Linked DNA regions of Homo sapiens: region 2 is linked to region 1. Evidence: read pairs that join two places in POLR2A ChIA-PET (ENCODE). Cell type or tissue: A673. All regions are shown on one strand. Region 1 overlaps DNAH7 (dynein axonemal heavy chain 7). Region 2 overlaps DNAH7 (dynein axonemal heavy chain 7).

What was found. Peaks named below come from ENCODE experiments on the same cell type or tissue, not always from the same donor. Only the 100,000 strongest peaks of a DNase experiment are listed, where the experiment ranks them.
Region 2: POLR2A ChIA-PET joins it to region 1 with 11 read pairs; 2 of 35 experiments call an interaction of 5 or more read pairs at or near these places.

The regions. Positions count from the first base shown.
Region 1 is chr2:195,963,741-195,971,740 of GRCh38, reverse strand. It overlaps DNAH7 (dynein axonemal heavy chain 7), which reads left to right. Exons shown (of 65, transcript NM_018897.3): 17 at 1,647-1,793. Among named protein-coding and RNA genes, the nearest start is that of DNAH7, 100 kb to the left of the region's middle. In A673, no CTCF peak of the experiment used is centred here; a DNase peak (open chromatin) is centred at 4,180; H3K27ac peaks cover 1,775 bases.
Region 2 is chr2:195,830,739-195,838,738 of GRCh38, reverse strand. It overlaps DNAH7 (dynein axonemal heavy chain 7), which reads left to right. Exons shown (of 65, transcript NM_018897.3): 48 at 4,379-4,533. Among named protein-coding and RNA genes, the nearest start is that of SLC39A10, 180 kb to the right of the region's middle. In A673, no CTCF peak of the experiment used is centred here; no DNase peak of the experiment used is centred here.

The DNA of each region.
Region 1 (8,000 bases):
GATTTGCCCATTTCACTGTCCAGCCTCATTGCCTACTTCTCCCCACTCCTCACTCATGACTTTTCAGTAACCCTGTCAACTTCTAGATGTCTGCTCTCCTATGCTTCTTGTCTCCTGCACATTCTCCCCATCACTCTGAGCACACCCCCGCCCCACATGTGCTTGTTCATCTAGCACACTCTATTCATTTTTCTGAGAAGCCCTCTCAGCAGACCTCAGTGCTACTTGTTCTCTCCTGTGCTCTCACTTTGACCACATCTCTATCGGACAATTATCTGATCATTATGTTAGTGTTTGTAAGTCTGCCTCCTGATGGGATCATCAGCTCCTTGAGAGCAGGGCTGTTTCATTATTACATTTCTCCATTTATATCCACTTCCCAGCACAGTGACTGACACACAGAAATGCTGTGAGCATTCCATAGCTACTGTATTAGTAAATGACTTAATATTTACAGTCTCATTTTACAGGTGGAAGAGTAAGTTTCCCAAAGATTAAGAGACTTGTTCTAGGTCAGCCAGTACAGATGTCCTTTAATAGCAAGCCATGCTTTCTTTCTATTACATTATAGCAAATATAATTGGCAAAATATGTTGTTTGGAGAATAATTCATAGGCTTAAAAAACTCTTCATTTTAAACTGTAGTTTGTATTTTTGTTTTACATTAAGGGTATATCAGATTTTTTTAAAAACTGCAGAAAACATCATGAGTAGTAAATATTAGATGTTTAAGTTTCAGTAAAATAGGCTCTTGGAAAATTGCTAAGTGGCCCAGAATTATTTATGCTATGTTTTAAAGTATACTATTCCACAAACTACACACACTGTTGATGAACTTTTCCTCTCATTTTCCCTCCCCGACTGGGCTAGAGCAATAAGTTTGCCAGGAAACTAGAGAAAAGAGGACATAAATCAGCCTAGATAATCTATAAAATAGAAAATCTATTTTTGAATAACCTAAATTTTTTGAATATTTTATTGAGCTATTTTTTAGAGCCATTTAATTTGGAATGCCTTACCAATACCAATTATGTAATAAGGCTTTTTTACTTAAAACATACATACCTATCTTATATTAGAACACTATAGTTTTTAAGTGTTTAAATCTGGATTTATTTACCTTACGTGTTTCTTGTGAAGAGAGCCCATTGGACAAGAAAAATAACCTTGGAATATCTTGCTTTAGTATTGCTGATTGAAATGATATCAGAGTACAATTAAAGAAATTCCGTTTTTTTCAGTTTATAAAAATAGCATAGGTAAAAATTGAAATTTTCTTTTAGTCCCATTCTTGATTATTAAGAGATTTTTCAAATGCTGATAAATTATTTGTTTGCATAAATTCTTCAGCATATTAAAGATCACCATTGTCTAACATTTTTATTAATTTTATTAGCTAGAACTTCTTACATAGATAATACAGAGTTGACTTTTTCTAATCTGTGAGTTAGAGGAATCTAAATCCATTAATTTAAAGTTTTACAATTCTGCATATTTTAGATCTCGTTCATTTTCCAGATCATCCTTTTATGTTTTACCAGTGACAAAATATAATAATAATTCTGATAACTCCTACAATGTTAAAATTTTTTGACAGCAAGGGGTTTTAACTTTTAAGAATATTAACAACAAATTGTTTTTATTAGTTACGGTGTGAACGGTTTGTGGAGGAATTGGAGAGTTATGCTAAGCAATCAGAAGAATTTTATTCATTTGGAGATCTTCAGGATGTTCAGCGGTACCTAAAAAAGGCTCAAATACTGAATGGAAAGTTGGATTTAGCTGCAGATAAGGTATAATTCAAAAATTCTTAAAAAGATGAATTAGTTCAATTGAAAAAGCATTGAATTCGTTTTAGTTATTCACCTTTAAGAAGTAGATTCAAATAAAACAGTAACCACATTTAATTAGAGGATAATAGAATGACACAAATAGATTTTATAGACATGCTTCAAGGAATAGCAGTATTGCTGTTTTCTATTGGTAGTGATACATTTTTTTCCTATGTTAAAGATAGAGTTATATCTCAGTCTTCTTTTTAAACTTTGCTTTGCATCATTTAATTATTTGCATCATAGTTCTACTATGATAGTTGGGAGTCCATAGTTTTGAGCAGAAGCAGGCAAATGATAGTACCTGGTTACGGTTTAGTTCTTCCATCTTCATAGAGGACAGCTTAGATTTAGTGGTCTTGTTTTAAAATAAGGTCCATTATTTTCTCTCACCAAGCAATTTTGTTCCCAATACTACCGTTTCAGAAATCAGCTTTTTCATTAGAGGAAGCTGGAGGAAAAAGAGCCATACCCTTTGCCATATAAGATATTTACAGAGTTTAATTGTATTTTATATGAAAAGGAGAATGAAAACATATGATTAACTATGATGCTCTATCATTTTTCTTACATTGAAAGATCTTAATATCTTATTAGTTCAGGTAATTGTTTTATAATAATCACAAATATGTCAACATACGTGGAGAAAATAAAAACTCTGTAGTTATTTTAAACCAAGGCCACTGAGGTGGAACAAAATGGCTGAATAGAAGCCTCCACTGATTGCTCCCCCCACCACCCACAGGAAACCAAGTTTTAACAATTATCTGCACACAGAAAATCACCTTCATAAGAACCAAAAATCAGGTGAGCAATCACGTTACCTGGTTTTAACTTCATATCACTGAAAGAAGCATTGAAAACAGGAAAAACAGTCTTGAAACGCTGATGCTGCCCCTCCGCATTCCCCAATAACACCCATGTGGTGCAGAGAGAGAATCTGTACACGTCGGGGAGGGACAGCGTAGTGACTGGGGGACTTTGCATTGAACTCAGTGCTGCCCTGTTGCAGCAGAAAGCAAAACTGTTCTGACCTCAGCTGGCACCTACCCACACAGAGAGCATTTGGACCAGACATAGCCAGCAGGGAAGCACCCATCCCAGTGGTCAGAACTTGAATTTCTCAGCAGGCCGTGCCACTGTGGGCTAAAGTGCTCTGGAGTCCTAAGTGAATTTAAAAGACAGTCTAGGTTACAAGGACTGGAATTCTTAGGCAAGCCCTGATGCTGTCCTGGGCTTAGAGCTGGTGAACTGGGTTAACATGTGACCTAAGGAGACACCATGCAGGGTGGCTGAGGAAGTGCTTATGCCATGCTTCTCCCAACCCTAAGCAGTGTAGCTCACACCCATGAAGGTGACTCCTTCCTTCTGCTTGAGGAGAGTAGGGAGGAGAGAAAAGACGGCTTTGTCTTGCATCTTGGATACTAGCTCAGCCACAGTAGGGCAGGGCAACGTGCAGGGTTGTGAGGCCCCCATTTCGGGCCTTATCTCCCAGATGACATATGTAGACATACCCTGGGCTGGAAGAGAACCCACTGCCTTGAAGGCCTTGAAGGGAAGGACACAATCCTGGCAGGATTCATCACCTGCTGACTAAAGAGCCCTTAGGCCCTGAATAACCAATAGTGATATCCAGGTGGTATGCTATGGGCCTTAGGTGAGACTCTGATACATGCTGGCTTTGGGTACCAACTCAGCCACACTGGGATAGAGAACCAGGTGGGACCTTGGGGCCCCCAAGTCCAGGCCTAGGCTCTTAGACAGTATTTCTGGACCTGCCATGGGCCAGAGGGGAGCCCACTGCCCTGAAGGCTGAGTCCCAGGCCTGACAGTATTCACCACAAGCTGACTGAAGAGTGCTTGGGCCTTAAATGAACATTGGCAGTGGCCTGGCAGAACTGCCCATGGGCCAGTGGTGGCAGCAGCAGGAGAGGCTCTTCCACTTGTGGAAAGAGGAGGGAAGGGTGGGAAGGATTTTGTCTTGTGGTTTGGGTTCAAGCTTAGTAGAATAGAACACCAAACCTGGAGAAAGATGCCAATATTCAAGTACAAGGTTATAGAACACCAAGCAAATTTAACCCAAAGAAGACTACCTCAAGGCATTTAATAATCAAACTTCCAAAGGTCAAAAATAAAGGAACCTAAAAGCAGCAAGAGAAAAGAAACAAATAGCACACAATGGAGCTCCAACACATCTGACTGCAGGCTTTTCAGTGGGAACCTTACAGGCCAGGACAATGGCATGACATATTTAAAGTGCTGAAAGAAAAAACTTGTACCCTAGAATAGTATATCATGAAAATACCCTTCAAACATGAAATAGCAAGACAGACTTTCCCAGACAAACAAAAGCTGAGAGATTTCATCAACACCAGACCTATCTTACAGGAAATGCCATAGTTTGCGAATCTGAAAGAACAGGATGAGCAATAATAAATCATCTGAAGGCACAAAACTCACTGGTAATAATAAGCACACATAAAAATAGACTATTATAATACTGTTTAATTGTGGTATGTAAACTACTCATGTCTTAAGTAGAAAGACTAAACGATGAGCCCATCAAAAATAATAAATGCAACTACTTTTCAAGATATAAACAGTACAAAAAGATATAAAGAGAAACAAAAAAAGTTAAAAAGCAGGAGGATGAAGTCAAAGTGTAGATTTTTAAATTAGTCTCCTTTTTGCTTATTTATGCAATCAGTATTGTCTTCAGTTTAAAATCATGGGTTATAAGATATTATTTTCAAGCTTCATGGTAATCTAACATAAAAAACTATATACAACAGATAAACAAAAAATGAAAAGTAAGAAATTAAAACATACTACCAGAGAAAATCACCTTCACTAAAAGGAAGATAGGAAGGAAGGAAAGCAAGAGAAGCCCACAAAACAACCAGAAAACATAAAACAAAATGGCAGAAGTAACTCCTTACTTATCAATAATAATATTGAATGTAAATGGACTAACTTCTCTAATCAAAAGATATAGCATGGATAAATGGTTTTTTTAAAAAAAACAGCAAGACCCAGTGGTCTGTTGCCTTCAAGAAACACACTTTACCTATAAAGTCACACATAGACTGAAAATAAAAGGTTGAAAAAATATATTCCATGCCAATGGGAACAAAAAATTACCAGGAGTAACAATGCTTGTATCAGGCAAAATAGACTTCAAGACAAAAACTGTGAGAAGACACAAAGTATTATATAACGATACAAGGATCAATTCAGCAAGAGGGTATGACAATTATAATTTATATGCAACAAACACTGGAGTGCCCAGATATATAGAGCAAATAATATTAGAGCTAAAGAGAGAAATAGACCTCAATACAATAATAGCTGGAGAGTTAAACACCTCACTTTTGGCACTGGACAGATGTCCCTGACAGAAAACCAACAAAGAAACATCAGATTTAATCTATGCTGTAGACCAAATGAACATAATAAATATTTACAGAACATTTCATCCAACAGCTGCAGAACGCGAATTCTTCTCCTCAGCATATGGGTAATCCTCAAGGATAGACCATATGTTAGGTCACAAAACATGGTTTAAAACATTTTAAAAAAGGAAATGATATCAAGCATCTTCTCTGACCACGGTGGAATAAAACTAGAAATTAATAACAAGAATTTTGGAAACTATACAAACACATAGGAATTAAGCAATGTGCTCCTGAATGAGCGGTGGGGTCAATGAAAAAATTAAGAGGAAATGGAAAAATTTCTTGAAACAAATGATAATGGAAACACAACATAACAAAACATATGGTATCTAGTGAAAGCAGTGCTAAGGGGGAAATTTATAGCTATAGGTACCTACACCAAAACAAACACACAAACAAACAAAAAAATCTAATTATGCACCTTAAGGAACTAGAAAAGCAAGAGTAAACCAAACCCAAAATCAGTAGAGAAAAGAAATAATAAACACCAGAGCAGAAATTTAAAAATTGCAATGAAGAAAACAATAAAAATTAATGATATGAAAAGTTTTTGAAAAAATAAAATTGATAAACCTTTAACTAGACTACCCAAGAAAAAAAGAGAGAAGACCCAAATGAGTAAAATCGAAATGAAAAAGGAGACATTACAACTAATTCTGTAGAAACTCTAAGGCTCAATAGTGGCTACTGTGAGCAACTGTATGCCAATAAATAGGAAAATCTCGAGGAAATGCTTAAATTCCTAGATACACACAAAGTACCAAGATTGAACCATGCAGCAATCCAAAACCTGAACAGACCAACAACAAGTAAGAAGATTGAATGCATAATAAAAAAATCTCCCAGTAAAGAAAAACCCAGGACCCAATGGCTTCACTGCTAAATTCTAGCCAACATTTACAAAAGAACTAATGTCAATCCTACTCAAACTATTCTGAAAAATATAGGAGAGAATACTTCCAGATTTATTCTAGGAGGTTAGTATTACCTTGATACCAAAACTAGACAAAGACACATCAAAAAAAGAAAACTTTAGGCCAATATCCCTAATGAACATTGAGGCAAAAATCCTCAACAAAATACTGGCAAACTGAATTCAACAATGCATTAAAAACATCATTCATCATGATCAAGTGTAATTTATCCTGGGATGTAAGGATGGTTCTACATAAACATATCAATCAATTTGATGCATCATATAAAGAGAATGAACGACAAAAATAATATGATCATTTCAATTGGTGCTGAAAAAGCATATAACAAAATTCAACATCACTTCATGATGAAAACCCTCATAAAACTGGCTATTGAAGGAACATACCTCAACATAATAAAAGCCATAAAAGACAGACCCACAGGTAGTATCATACTGAATGGGGAAAAACTGAAAGAAAGCCTTTTATCTAAAATCTGGAACACATCAAGGATGCCCACTTTCACCACTGTGAGTCAACATAGTGCTGGAAGTACTAGCTACAGCAGTCCAATGAGAGAAGGAAATAAAGGGCATCCAAACTGGAAAGGAAGAAGTCATATTTTCCTTGTTTGTAGATGATATGAACTTTTTTTTTTTTTTTGAGACGGAGTCTCACTCTGTCACCCAGGCTGGAGTGCAAGTGGCGTGACCTCGGCTCACTGCAACCTCTGCCTCCTGGGTTCAAGCGATTCTTCTGCCTCAGTCTCTCTAGTAGCTAGGACTACAAGCGCGTGCCACCATGCCTGGCTAATTTTTTTTTTTTTTTTGTATTTTTAGTAGAGATGGGGTGTTACCATGTTGGCCAGGCTGGTCTCGAACTCCTGACCTCGTGATCCGCCTGCCTCGGCCTCCCAAAGTGCTGGGATTACAGGCGTGAGCCACCGTGCCCGGCCAATATGATCTTGTAGTTGGAAAAATGTAAAGACTCCTCCAAAAAAAAAAAAAAAAAAACTATTAGAACTGATAAATTCAGTAAAGTTACAGGATACAAAATTGACATACAAAAATCAGTGGCATTTATATATACCAAAGGTGGACAATCTGAAAAAGAAATAAAAGTAATCCCATTTACAATAGTCTCAAATAAAATTAAATACCTAAGAATTAATTTAGCCAAAGAAGCCACAGATCTCTACAATGAAAAGTATAAAATATTGATGAAAGAAATTGAAGGTGACACATAAAAAGGTATATTCCATGTTCATGGATTTGAAGAATCAATATTGTTAAAATGTTCATACTACCCAAAGCAATCTTCATATTCAGTGTAATCCCTATCAAAATGCCAATGAGATTCCTCACAGAAATAGAAAAAACACTCCTAAATTTTTTTTGTCTCCTGCCCATCCCCACAGTTCTACAATTTTTATGGAACTACAAAAACCTTAGAATAGCCAAAGCTATCTTGAACAAAAAGAACAAAACTGGTGGAATCACATTACCTAGTTTCAAATTAGGATTCAGAGCTTTAGTAACCAAAGCAGCATGGTACTGGCAGAAAAACAGACGCATAGACCAATGGAACAGAATGGAGAGCCCAGAAACAAATTCATAAATCTACAGTAAATTCATTTTAGAGAAAAGTGCCAAGGACATACTTTGGGAAAAAGACAATCTCTTCAACAAATAGTACTGGGAAAACTGGATATTCATATACAGAAGAATGAAGCTAGACCCCTATCTCTCACCATATAAAAAATCAAATCAAAATGGATTAAAGACTTAAATCTAAGACCT
Region 2 (8,000 bases), 130 kb after region 1:
ATCATTTTACTTTTAATATAACTATATTATTATATTTAAAGTGGGTATCTTGTAGACAGCTGACAGTTGGATCGTATAGTTTTATCCAATCTGATAGTGTCTCTCCTTGTTGATCAAATTGGACTATATATATTCATCTATCTTCAGCTTCACTGACTCTTCTGTTATCTCTGTTCTGCTACTGAGTCCATACTATGGGACTTTTAATTTCAGATATTATGTTTTTCAGTTCTAAAATTTCCATTTGGTGCTCATTATCCTTTCTGTTTTTTTTTCTCCTGAGAATGTCTCTATTTATTTCAAAAATGTTCACCTTTGTCTCATGGAGGATGGTTATAATATCTGCTTTAAAGTTTTTTCTGGTAATTTCAAATCTGTCTATTTCTTTGAGAATTAATCACATCCTTATTCTTTGTGTGTTGAGTAATTTTGGATTGCATCCTGGAAATTTTGAATATGAGACTCTAGGTCCTGTCAAAATCCTCTGGATAAGATTGATTTTTTGGTTTAGCAGTCAAATAACTCAGTTAAGTTTAGATCACAATTCTTAGTTCTCCTTCTGTGGGTGATGTTGCAATGTCAGTTCAGATTTGTAAGCCTTCACTATACTGTTTGAATCTACTCCTCGGCATTCATTACTCAGGAGTTAAATGGACTAGGATTTATGATATTGTTTAAAGCCTCTGATATGCTTCTTTAGAAGTGTTCCATGCATGCACAGCTTCAGGTCTTTTCAGAATTTATCCTACCCCTGCCCCACTTTCCATATCCCAGGGGCACCTTTTTTATACTTTTTTAATGGCCAAAATGATGAAGTTCTTTCAGAGTTTTCTCTTCCCTTGCTATTGCACAATTTCATGCCAACACTGGGGGCAAAGTGGTAAGAAAAAAGAAAAATACTTGGATTTCCCTTACATTCTGTGTACAACAGGGGCCTCTTTTTTTACTTCTGTCCAGAGAGACAGGTTTTTGCTCAGTGTTTTGGGTAACTGCACCACTGCTTTTTCTGTCATGATAATACAGTTCTGTGAGTGGGGTTAACCTTGGGGTAGAGATAAAGGAGAATAAAGTAAAAAAAAAGCAAAACATGAAATAAAACATGGATTTATGCCCATGCTCTCTGGCTCACATATGGTCATTTTTTCAGTTACTTATTTTGAGTTATTGCTACCTGTGCCTGCTGCATGGTTCCCCCACTAAGCCAGAAAATAGAAAGAAAGAAGAAACTTAGAAAACTCACTACCCCATTACTGATAATTCCTCAAGTTAGGATTTTTCTCCCATTCACTTGTTATTATTTACTTTTTAGAATCTGTAAGTAGTTGTTTTTTGTATTTTGTTCAACATTTTTAGATGTAATCAGTGAAAGAGATAGGCTGTAAAAAGCCCAGCCCATCTTGGTTAGAATCAGAAGTCCTTTCCTCTGGTTTTGAAATGCTGCTTATTGGACAAGTATTTTCTGTGCAGGGATAATCTCTTAGAGAATTTCAAGCTTTAGAATTATTTAATTTGTATGGTGTTTGCCCCATGACTTTACTGTTTCAATATCAGTAGATTGTCACATGCAACCTTTATTTGATCTAGGAAAAAAAGAATAAAGAATGAGCATGGACCCTTCCTTTAAAGGAATAAACAATTTAGTTGGATGATGCGGCTAAGGAATTATAGAATTACCATAATAGAATATTACCATTACATGCAAATACCATAAATATAACATGGATGAATTGCTAAAGAAGTTCAGAGAGAAAAGAGATGGAGAGAGGCTTTGTGGACTATATAGCTTTTGAGCTGATGTTCAAACATGAGTAGGACTTAAATGGGAAAAGATGGGAGAGAAGTGCATTTTGGACAAATAAACAGGATGAACATAGGTATTGTGGCTAAAAAATGTGGAAGTGATACAAGAGTGAGTAATTCAATTTATTTAGGAAAGCATAAATGCTGTTTAACATTCACACATAATCCTCCAAACTTAAAAATATATTTCTAAAATGTGACATAATGAAAACTTTTTATATATTTATATTTTTATTTCTTTCTAATTTCCCTTCTCTCACTCTCTTTAGAGTGATTTTTCATTAGTTAATTGCATCTAAGATGTTACATTACTCTTTTGATGTCTTTTCTTACATAATTAATGTCATAGACTGAATTATGCTGCCCCACCAAATTTTTATGTTGAAGCCATGACTCCCATGTGACCGTATTTGGAGATAGAGCCTTTCTTTTTTTTTTTTTTAAGACAGGGTCTCACTCTGTCACCCAGGCTGGAGTACAGTGACACAATCCCAGCTCACTGCAAACTCAAGTGATCCTCGCACCTCAGTCTCCCAAGTAGCTGGGACTACAAGTGCCTGCCACCATGCCTGCTAATTGTTTTTTGTAGAGATGGGGTTTTGCTATGCTATCCATGCTGGTCTCGAACTCCTGGGCTTAAGTGATCTGTCCACCTCAGCCTCCCAAAGCACTGGGATTAGAAGCGTAAGCCACCATGCTGGCCCTGAACATAGGTCCTTTAAAGAGGTAACTAAGGTTAAATGAGGTCTTAAGGGGGAGCCCTAATCAAATAGTAATGGTGTCCTTGTAAGAAGAGGGAGCAGCACCAGGAACATCTTGCATGGAGCAGAGGCCATATAGGACACAGCAAGAAGGTACTATCTGCAAGTCAAGGAGAGAGGCTCTGCAAAAACCAAACCTGCTGAAACCTTAGTCTTGGACTTTCAGGGTCCAGAACTGTGAGAAAATAAATTCTGTTGTTTAAGCCACTCAGTCAGTGGTATACTGTTATGGCAGCCAGAGTGACACAAGGATAATGCTCACATTGGAGGATAAGAAAACTATTTTCTTTTTTATCTAAGCTACATTTTTGTTTGTTTTTTTGTTTGTTTTGTTTGAGACAGAGTCTTGCTCTGCCGCCAGGCTGGAGTGCTGTGGTGCAATCTCGGCTCACTGCAACCTCTGGCTCCCTGGTTCAAACAATTCTCCTGCCTCAGCCTCTTGAGTAGCTGGGATTACAGGCATGCACCACCACGCCCAGCTAATTTTTGTATTTTTAGTAGAGACGGAGTTTCACCATGTTGGCCAGGATGGTCTCGATCTCCTGACCCCATGATCCGCCTACCTCGGCCTCCGAAAGTGCTGGGATTACAGGCATGAGCTACCGCACCCGGCCTAAGCTACATGTTTTATACCAGGCTCTAACTAATAACTGATAAAAATATGGTTTTTTTTATTTTGGGGGACAAGTCATCCATTGACGTTCCAATTTCATGTTATAATGAGAGTGAATTTAATATGTTATCCTGTTATATCCCCCTACCTTTTTTTCTTTTCAATTTTTTTTTTTTTTTTTTTGCCTCAGTCACCTTTTATTTTCTCCTCCTGCTCTTCTAATGACCTAAATGAATTGGCTCTGCTCACTTTTGTTTTTTGTGGGTTTTTTTTTACTTAATTTCATTAAAATGTCGTACTTCTCATGCTCTGCTCACTTTTGAAGGGTGTGGCAGTATCTTTAGAAAATTGGCCAGGATTAGAGCTTGTGTTGATTGAAACTTCTAAGAGAAAGAGAAAGAATAGTGATTTTGTTGCCAATTACATTTCACACAAGGTGGAAAGCTATGTGGTTGAATATCATACAGTAATTGCAGATACTGATGAAGTCATCTGTTCACTACACCCTAGAAAATAAACTGGGTTCCTCCTGGGGTATTGCCTTTGTTCTTATCATAAAGCAAATATGTAATGAACTACATATATGACACTAAATACAGAAGTGTTTGAAACAAAGATTGGGTCAACAATTGTGTTAACACTTAAGTGTCCCTGGATATTATGAAGTTCAGATGATATAAAATTATGCTTTTTACCTTTTTGTTAGGCCGTTATTTCTTTAATGGTCTAGATTTTGAGATATAATATTCCAAACCTCTTTCCCTATTATACAAATGACAGCAGGTGGGAACTAAGGAAGCAAAGTGACTTACTCAAGGTCACATGATTCATTAATGGGAGGGCTTAGTGAAGAACTGGAGTTTCCTTATTTCCAACGCAGTCCTCTTGATGGTTGTCACTGTGACATAATTAGCAAGAGCAGCAAATATTTTCAAAAGTGTAATTTAACATTTAGAAAATGTAATTTTCCAAAAAGAGTATAATAACTTGTGCGAACTTTGCAGGATGGTTTCTGTAGTTGCCGTTCAGGTAGCCCACTCAATCTACACGTCTCTGTTTTAAGAACATAGTTTCTCATAAGTTAAAAAGTAAAATATTACAATAAAGGGCAAACTTTTAAAAAGTGACCTGTGATGTGAACATGATTAAGTAGTGTAGAAACAAATCATGGCTTGACCAGCATCGTCTTTCTCCTCCTTTTCAGGAATGCAAGAAGGTGGCCTCTGATGATAGATCCTCAAAGTCAGGCTAATAAATGGATCAAGAACATGGAAAAAGCCAATAGTCTTTATGTGATTAAACTTAGTGAACCTGACTATGTCAGGACTCTGGAAAATTGCATCCAGTTTGGTACTCCTGGTATGTAGTTGAATAACTAAGATACATTACAGAACTGCCTGGAGAGGGCACAATTAACCCAAAACTGTATAGATTGTTTCAAGCGATCCTCCCACCTCAGCCTACCAAGTAGCTGAGACTACAGGCACATGCCCCCACGCTTGGCTAATTTTTGTATTTTTTGTAGAGATGAGGTTTCGCCATGTTGCCTAGGCTGGTCTCAAACTCCTGGGCTCAAGCAAACTGCCTTCCTTGGCCTCCTAAGACAGGTTGGTGAAACCCTGTCTTTACTAAAAATACAGACATTAGCCAGGTGTGCTGGCGGGTGCCTGTAATCCCAGCTACTCAGGAGGCTGAGGCAGGAGAATCGCTTGAACCTGGAGGTGGAGGTTGCAGTGAGCCGAGAGAGTGCCACTACACTCCAGCCTGGGTGGCAGAGCGAGACTCCATCTCAAAAAAATAAAAAATAAAAAGAAGTGGCAGAGAGGAGAGTACAGATTTTATGTGCCTGGTTATTATCTGCCATCTAAAATAAAGAGATTATAAACATGACAAAGATTTTTCAATACAGCTCTTATGTAGATATCACATTTATCAAAACGAAAAACAGAAAACTTGTGATTTGAGTAAATTGGGGTTATTAGTCATGCTTTAAATTCATGTAGCCCATCAAATTTTGACTATTTACATGGCCAAATAAAGGTAAGCCCTTATGAAACTACAATCTATTTAGCTCCAGGACAGTGCAGCAAGTCTCACTTGTTATTAGACCTAATATAATATGGAAGAATCATAATAAATATTCCAGGTAGTCTTACAGACACCTTATTTGTGCACATTAAGAGGGAGTTAGTCTTCAAATATTAATTATAGTTTTAGGCTCTATTAGAATAAGTGTGAAATGAAGACAGTCTAAGTCTACCTATGAAATTTTGTGTTTATGTAATAGACACACAGACACATGCACACGTGTTATTTCATTCATTTAATTGGTGTTCTTAGCATATAGAATGTGATATAGGAGTTACATAGAAAAGGGGAACATGATCTCTACTATTAAATATTTTGCCTGTTTAACAGTAAGATCAGATATATGTGTGTGTGTGCATCACTGTAATAAAATTAGAAAGTGGTTATCACTAATTCTTATTGGGATCAGTGTAGTTAATGGGCAGGGGACTGTCCTTGGATTCAGAGTACTTGCCTCTGTCACTCAGTGTTTGCTTCAGTGACCTTCCTGAGACTCAGTTTCCCCATCTATATTTTAACCATATAGTTTGAGGAAGAAATAAATTACTGTATGTTGGATACTTACAGCGGTGTCTATTGATCAATTTATGTTTTTTGTTGAACATTTACTGTATGATTTATGTGTATCATATTTTAGTATGATATAATAAGAAAGGCACAGATGATGTACTATAGGAATTCAGAGGAACTGGGGAAGACTTCTTGAAGGAACTGGCACCTTAAATACTTTAAGTAGGCTGGACACAGTGGCTCATGCCTGTAATCTCAACACTTTAGGAGGCTGAGACGGGAGGATTACTTGAACCCAGGAGTTTGAGGCTAACTTGGGCAACATGGTGAGACCCATCTTTACAAAAAATACAAAAATTAGCTGGGCATGGTGCTATGTGCCTGTGGTCCCAGCTACTCAGGAGGCTGAGGTGGGAGAATTGCTTAAGCCCAAGATGTCAAGGCTGCAGTGAGCTATGATAACACCACTGCACTCCAACCTGGGCAACACAGTGAGACCCTGTCTCAAAGAAAAAAAAAAAAGAAAGAAAGAAAAAACCAAAAACAGAACCCAAAACATTAAGTAATTAAAATTACTTAGGTTAATTTAAATATTCAAATAATTTCCTTGACATAGTAAAAGACAATTAAATGATAATTGAGCATCTACCATATGCTTGACATTCTGGAGATTTCTGTGATGTCAGTCACAAATCTTGATGTTAGAATTCCATAATTTTAGACACAAAAGGGCCATAGAGATTATCAGTTTAGTGTTTTCCAAAGTATGGGTCATAACCATGGGAGAGATAACCAATTTAGTGGGTCATGACCAATATTTTGTTAATAAGATGCAATAGGAAGGAATAGAACATAGTAGGCTGCAAGGCATAGTATAAAGGTAAGCATCATTTCATGAAATTTTTGTTTAAATTTTATATGCATATATATGTACTTAGTCAATATTTAAAATGTATTTCCTACTTTGAGTTGTGGCCAGAAAAGTTTGAAATCCAGTGGTGATTCCAGCCACTTCATTTTATTAACAAGGTAAGTGAGGTATTAGAGAATGTTAATTAAAAGGCTTAACCAAGGTAGTTAACTACCCCTTAACTATACTGGTCCCAATAAGGGTTAGTGATGGACGTTCCCTTTCTATTTATGTGTATATCATATCACCATACTATATGCTAATTAAGCCAGTTAAGAGGAGTGCTGAAACTAGTCCCTAAGTCTTCTGTCTTTGTCTGGTGCTTACTGTGTTACACAAGCAAGATTTTCTTTCAGTTGATTTAACCTACTTTTTGGAATAAAATACTTTTTAAATGCTAATGATTATTTACAATGCTTTCTAACATTAGTCATCAGAGAAGAGTGAAGTTTTAATCTCTTAATGGAAGGAGAGATAGATGGCAGATTCTAAAGCTATTTCTATATTTAACCATCAAGTAAAAGAATTGGTTACTGTTATACATTTACGACATAAAGACTCTTCCATTTAAGGAGTTATGTTTAGATATTGGCCTCTTCAGAGTCAGTGGCTTTTGATCTATTGTCCCTCACAGGCAGCCTGGGTTGAGCAGGCAGAAGTTTTTGCCTGCGTCAGCTGCCTGCTTCAGCTACCTGCCTCTACTTCAGCCAGAGCAGGTCTCACTTTTCTTTTTTATATTGCAGTTTATGATAAGATCCTCTTTGAAAAGAAGTATTCTGCTGCTTAAAAAAAAGTTTGAAAGCCAATGTTCTAGAAAATAAAGGTACATCTGTATTAGCTATGCCAATGGATAAAGTGTGCATAAAATACTAATCATACAAATATTGCTGATAAATCAATTTGTAGAGAAGATATTTTAATGACTTTCCATTGAATCTATAAAAAAAAAACTTTGTATCAACAGCAGAATTTATCATATCTGAGCCTTCCTTACTTTTCTCATCTCCCAGCACTTTACTTTTCTTTCCCCCTTGTATGTAACAAACCAGGGATACAAAACTACTTCCAATTTAGTGTTTCTTTCATTTGCTCATTTATTTGTCCATTCATTCATTTAATTAACATTTATTTTGCAACTACCATGTACCAGGCAGTGTGGTAGGCACTAAAAACAACATGAATAAGACAGACTCAGTCTTTAGTTTCATGAAGCTTATAGGTTAAAGGGGCAGAAAGAGATTACAGACAAAATGAGGATTTAGAAGATGGGAGTGCAGGGTACTTGGGAGCAGCCAGCACTGAAACAACATGGCATTGT